Linked DNA regions of Homo sapiens: region 1 is linked to region 2. A link is a contact called in ENCODE Hi-C or POLR2A ChIA-PET data. All regions are on one chromosome and are shown on one strand. Each heading gives the region's core, a stretch centred on a gene start or an enhancer-like site at or near the end of the contact. The rest is flanking DNA. Distances are from core to core; before and after follow the strand shown. Region 1 overlaps BABAM2 (BRISC and BRCA1 A complex member 2). Region 2 holds the start of MRPL33 (mitochondrial ribosomal protein L33).

Region 1 (2,700 bases), core at 95-2,594, 390 kb before region 2:
AGTTCAAGACCATCCTGGCCAACATGGTGAAACCCCATCTCTACTAAAGATACAAAAATTAACTGGGTGTGGTGGCACATGCCTGTAATCCCAGCTACTCAGGAGGCTGAGGCAGGAGAATCCCTTGAACCCAGGAAGCGGAGGTTGCAGTGACACAATATCATACCACTGCACTCCAGCCTGGGTGACAGAGCAAGGCTCTGTCTCAAAAAAAAAAAAAAAAAAAAAAAGCAAGGAAAAAAAAAAAAAGCTTCAGTGCCCCTTCCCCCACCATTTTCTCTAAGACATACTCCAGATTTTTAAACTTGGCATGCAAAATGACCTTAACAACTTGGCTACCCAACTTAGTTTTCCAGCTTCACCTCTTGCATCTGCTGTTTTTGCATTCAGATATCAAGCTCCCCGAACCAACCATACTTTATACCTCCTCACCTCTGTATGTGCTGTCCTCTCTCTGTAGAATCCTCTCACATGTCCAGTAATCTGTAAAGTTATTTTTGATGCCTGAGGCAGAGCCAATTACACCCTTCACATTCCTCAAAGAAACTTGAACACCCTACTATTATAGTATGTATCACCCTGAATTGCAATTAATTCTTTACGTCTTTCTCCCGCAGTACACTGGCAATTCCTTGAAGGCAAAGACGATGTCTGTTTTTGCTTATCACTGATTCCTCTGCACCCAGAACCGTACCTGGGACACAGTAGGAGCTAAACAAATATTTCTTGAATGAAGGAAATGAAAAAATAAGTGAAAACATGAACAAACCAATAAAAGGGGAAAGGGTTTCTCTTTTGATACCTAGTACAGTGGTATGGTACTCACCAAACTTAAGAATGTACTTAATAAATGATTGCTGAATAAAATCCTGACTGAAGCATACGGGAAAATCTGAAACCATGAAGGGATCTGGAGTTATTTACTTTAAGAAAAGTTATGGAAGCTGATTATCTTTGGGGTAAAAAGGAAATGGATTTTTAAAAGCCTATAAACTTCAGGGAAGAAGCGCCAAGATACATGTGACAAGGCAATCTGAGCTCCACTCAGATCCAAGAACAAAGGGTTCCTGGTTTAAGCTATGGAAGTATCTGTTCCAGAAAGCAGCTGGGCAGAATTTCCTCACACGAATAGCTCTTAATGTATGGGAAAAAGAAAAGAGCAAAACAAAACAAGCAAAGGCAGCAAAAGGGAATAATTAGTGTAAACAGTTTAGTTTTTTTTTTAATGCATTGGACAAACTCCAAGAAGGAAAAAAAAAATGTTGTGGGATAAACATCTGTTCACTCGGAACATGACAGAGCCCTTGACAGGCTCTGCGGCCTGTGTGTGTCCTTATGTGCCCGAGGTTTATATTTATGCTTCCACTGCTCAGACAGCCCACAGAGTGGCCCAGAAAGAGAGACCTATTCCAGGCCAGGACGCACTCCTCTAACTCCACGTGGGGGTGTAGGGGCAACTCTCATTCGGTTGTGTTTGACACAACAAAAAACACACTGAAGGGAAGAAGAGCAAATACCAATTGCACATGTGGAACTGCTCTACTCCACCTGCACTGGGTTCCATCAACACTGTATTTTATTGACTGCACGGAATGCACAGAAGTGACCAGACACCACACGTTTATGGGGATTAGCACTGTCTTTCCATCCCTATGATCCTTGGTATCAAGATGTTAAGTGCAACAAGTTGTAGGAGTCTGTTTTCTTGTGCCAGATGTGCCTTTTGCAATCAGTCACTGAGTCTAGGAGTTTCTAAGAAGAGAACTCCATGAGAAAATTCATCTTCAGTTTTCAGTACCACCTGATAGTTTCTAAGAGGTGCATAGCAGTGGGCCTAGAGATGAAGCCAGATGGAAATGATCTAGCAATGTGCAATGGGCAGTGCCCTGAGGAAAACACCCACAAGGGGTGGATGGCCTCAATTCTCATCTCCATGACGATAGATCACATTACCTTAGAGCCTTGGGCCACGTGAGTCCAATTCTGAGGCCTCTGACCCAGCTCCATCAGCCCAGCCGATCTTACACAAGTCTCACCCTTAGGAGTACATTGTGTTAAGATGGGGACAGATTGCCTCACCCTTACCTTTCTTTCTGGCTGGGTTCACAACTTCTCTTGCTCTATCATCCGATTTACTCCATTTTCTCTTCCTAAGGCCCATGGCTCTCAGTTTTTCATTATTCTTATGGCATTCATGTCTAACTCTGGCATTCTATTAGATATCTGGCAGGGGTGACTGCCTTTTGCTTTTCTCCTAGACCTTTGTCCCCAGCACCATGTGTACATTTTCTGTGACCTGCCTCAAGACAAGAAAAATGTTCTTTTTCTCCCCTTAGGCATAAAGCTCTCTGGGTCTCTAAAGTCTCCCTGATAGCCAGCTACTGACTTACTCCACATAACACAAGAGGTCACATTTAACAGAATTATTCTGAGAGTGGCCAGTTGGGGCTGTTAAGAAAACTAATTCTCAAGCTGATCCTGGCCCACCTGCTGACTTGGCTGGAAGAAGCGCTGGCACCCAGAGCTTCACACTCAGAAGAAGGTCATGGGGGAAGCAGGGTGGCTGCCGGCTGGGAGGCATCTGAGGAGAGTGAGGATTTCACTAGGCTGGCCACAAAAGATGACACCACCGTCTTTTTTCGGGGGGCACCTCATTCTATCTGTCTACACACAGATATGCCTACACCCACAATAAAAATG
Region 2 (2,700 bases), core at 112-2,611:
GTTCTTCTGGATTCCCGTAGTGAGCTCCAGACACATGGCCCCTGGTCCTCGATTTGAGGAAATGGAAATATGGTGGTAGTCCAAATACAGCACAGCCCAATGGTTTGTTTAGAAACAGACAGTGAGCTCACAAATCCTGGGACTAGAAAAGCAGCAAAGGTTCCTTCAAGTATTTCAATGCTCACAGAAGTAGCTCAGTTCAGCAGGAGGGAAAATATTTTTGAAAGAGTTCATAAAGAAAAAATAATCAACTAAGTAATCCACAAACCAACTCTTAGGAAATCAAGGCCCAATGCTTAATTTCATATAAGGATGTACTGGGAGCAGCTAGACTAACAAATCCAACATAAACAAGTGACGTTTAAAAAAGGAAAAATCTTTACTTACTTTGACTTGCTCTTGGCAACTTTTTTGTAGACAGGAAGGGTTGGAAAAGAAAATAAAAATATAAATGTATTCTCTTTCTTATGCAAAGTTCATATAAATATCAGTAATAACCAAAAATATTTAACTTATGAAATATGCCATGAGGTGTCACTCAAGTAACTATTCCCTATCTATTAGGGATCCCCTTAGGATTTTATAGAAGGAAGGTTAAAAGATCCAATCAGACCAACACAATTCTAGATTTAATATTTTGCATAATTTCATGACTGTTGGACTGGCTACCTTTTAAATCTTTCTAAAGTAATACCTGCTCCATTTTTTCCCTCTTCTAAGGTGCAAGTATTCGCGCTGCAGCAAGCTTCTTGTTTGACAAGTTTAACCTTTGCAAATTACAACAACCATCACATGTGGTGAAAACCAGATACTAAATCTAACTGGGAAGTCAGCCAAGGGTAAAGAAGAGCACTGACTCGGGAGCCCGAGGACTTCTTTAACTGCCCTGCCGCATTACTCAGGCAATTCATTGCCCCTCTCGGGAGCGGTTTCCTTATTTTTAGAGTTCGAAATAGGTGGGCTGCAAATTCTGAGGTCCTTCGGACAAAGATTCTCCTAACACGGGCTGGAGAAAAACGCCCCACAGCCAGACTCAACGGTCCGTGAGGACGGCAATTGAATCCAGACACCGCAGACCCCTTCTCAGGCACCCACAGGTCCGCGCAGGGAGGCGCGCCGCGGGGCATGCCGGACGCTGTGGTCCTGAAGGCCTGGAAAAGTACGCAGCTGCAGCTTCCCGTCCTGTTCGCACATCCTTCCCCGCATCATTCCGGGGCCCTGCCTGTCACGGCCCCCTAACCCTCGCCGTAACCCCTACCGGCGTCTCCAGCCCCACTTACAGAAGACCGCGGAGAGGAACATGGTGACCACACCTGGGCAGTCTCCGTCACCGGCCAAAAGGCCCCCAACCAACAACAACTGCTTCCGGGGCACGGCCCGGTTCTGGAAGAGGACATCCGGCAGTCGCCCGAGGCCACGCCCCCCGCCTGGAACCTGCCTCCAGTCGTCTGGCTCGTTCCTCGGTTTCTCAGAGCGAGTGTGTTTTGCTTTTGTCGTGCTGGAGGTTGGAATCCTCATCATTCTGGAAAGGGATTTACAGCTCAGGGTTCGCGCCCCGGCCCTGACTCCTATTTCTGGGTCAAGTGCTTTCAGCGTTAGGTGCTTTCCATATTTGTTTCACGAAATAATCGCAACCACCTGCATTAGACCCACAAGAACAACTGTGTATTGTACTTCGGCCGCTCCAGCGTATCAGCCCCTCGCATATTTTCTTAAAATGTTGCCTCCCCCGACCCAACTCCCTCTCCGCCTGGTTAAGCCTTACTCTCACTCTTCTGAGTCCCTTCGGCATTAAGAACCCCACCTTTCCTTAGTTATCCCAATCTCTAGGAGGGCAGGACCCTTTGCATCTCAAACTTCTGTATCCAAACACCTAGCACAGTTCCTGACATAGAAGCCAAATAACAGATTGAGAGCATTCACATCACGTGCCTAATATCACAGAACTACCAGGTGGCAGAGTAAGAATTTAAACCTAGATTTTATCTGACTCCAAAGACTCATGCCTTTCCCAGTAGACATTGGGACCTACCAGTTTGCAATCATTAATTTTTCATGGCTCTGTAAGGAACCTGGGCTCCTCTAACACCAAGGACCTCGTCAGTAACCTCATTTCGCAACTAATAATCAGGACTTTTGGATTTTTTTCCTAATCCGTGATTTGTATCTACATATGAAGTCTTACAGATGTGAAATAAGATTTAATCGCATGGCTCACGCCTGTAATCCCAGCCCTTTGGGAGGCTGAGGCAGGCAGATCACTTGAGGTCACGAGTTTGAGACCAGCCTGGCCAACGTCGCGGAATCCCGCCTGTACTAAAAATACAAAAATTAGCTGAACCCGGGAGGCGGAGGTTGCAGTGAGCCGAGATAGCGCCACTGCACTCCAGCCTGGGCGACAAAGTGAGACTCCGTCTCAAAAAAAAAAAAAAAAAAAAGTAATAAAACTGTTTTAAAGAAAATTCAGCTCTCTGTGCCATCACAAAGAAGATGAGGAGGAAAAAAATCAGCTCTCCATACAATACAATTCAATTTTTTAAATTAAGACCGTCCTTCTCCTTAGTACCTATAATACTTTTTTTCCTTCTAATCATTCTTGATATTTATCTTCCCATAACCGGACTCCAGCTACTGAGTACCTTCCAGGTGCCGAAATCCTTCCTTACCTTGCATTGGCAAAAAAGAGCTTCAGATGTTCAA

Evidence for each region. A loop is a pair of places that touch in the nucleus more often than their neighbours do. ChIA-PET counts read pairs that join two places held with the same protein, here RNA polymerase II (POLR2A).
Region 1: a map of sigmoid colon shows a loop between it and region 2 (2.0-fold over the local background). The contact joins the enhancer-like site here to the promoter of MRPL33 in region 2. A Hi-C loop is called at or near these places in 1 of 168 maps with a recorded cell type or tissue (sigmoid colon). POLR2A ChIA-PET finds 5 or more read pairs at or near these places in 2 of 52 experiments (MCF 10A and activated T-cell).

Annotation. Positions count from the first base shown.
Region 1 is chr2:28,163,060-28,165,759 of GRCh38, reverse strand. All of the region lies in intron 7 of BABAM2 (BRISC and BRCA1 A complex member 2), which reads right to left. The region is part of intron 1 of LOC100505736 (a long non-coding RNA gene); the gene reads left to right. Among named protein-coding and RNA genes, the nearest start is that of BABAM2-AS2, 150 kb to the left of the region's middle. Within about 2 kb of position 1,344, at least 10 of the 41 ENCODE cell types and tissues checked have a DNase peak (open chromatin) inside an H3K27ac peak, as active enhancers do; they include sigmoid colon, where a contact is called at or near this core.
Region 2 is chr2:27,770,380-27,773,079 of GRCh38, reverse strand. It overlaps MRPL33 (mitochondrial ribosomal protein L33), which reads right to left and starts at 1,361. Exons shown (of 4, transcript NM_004891.4): 1 at 1,281-1,361; 2 at 388-406. The coding sequence starts at 1,302. RefSeq lists enhancers at 1,180-1,309, 550-1,366, 1,600-1,719.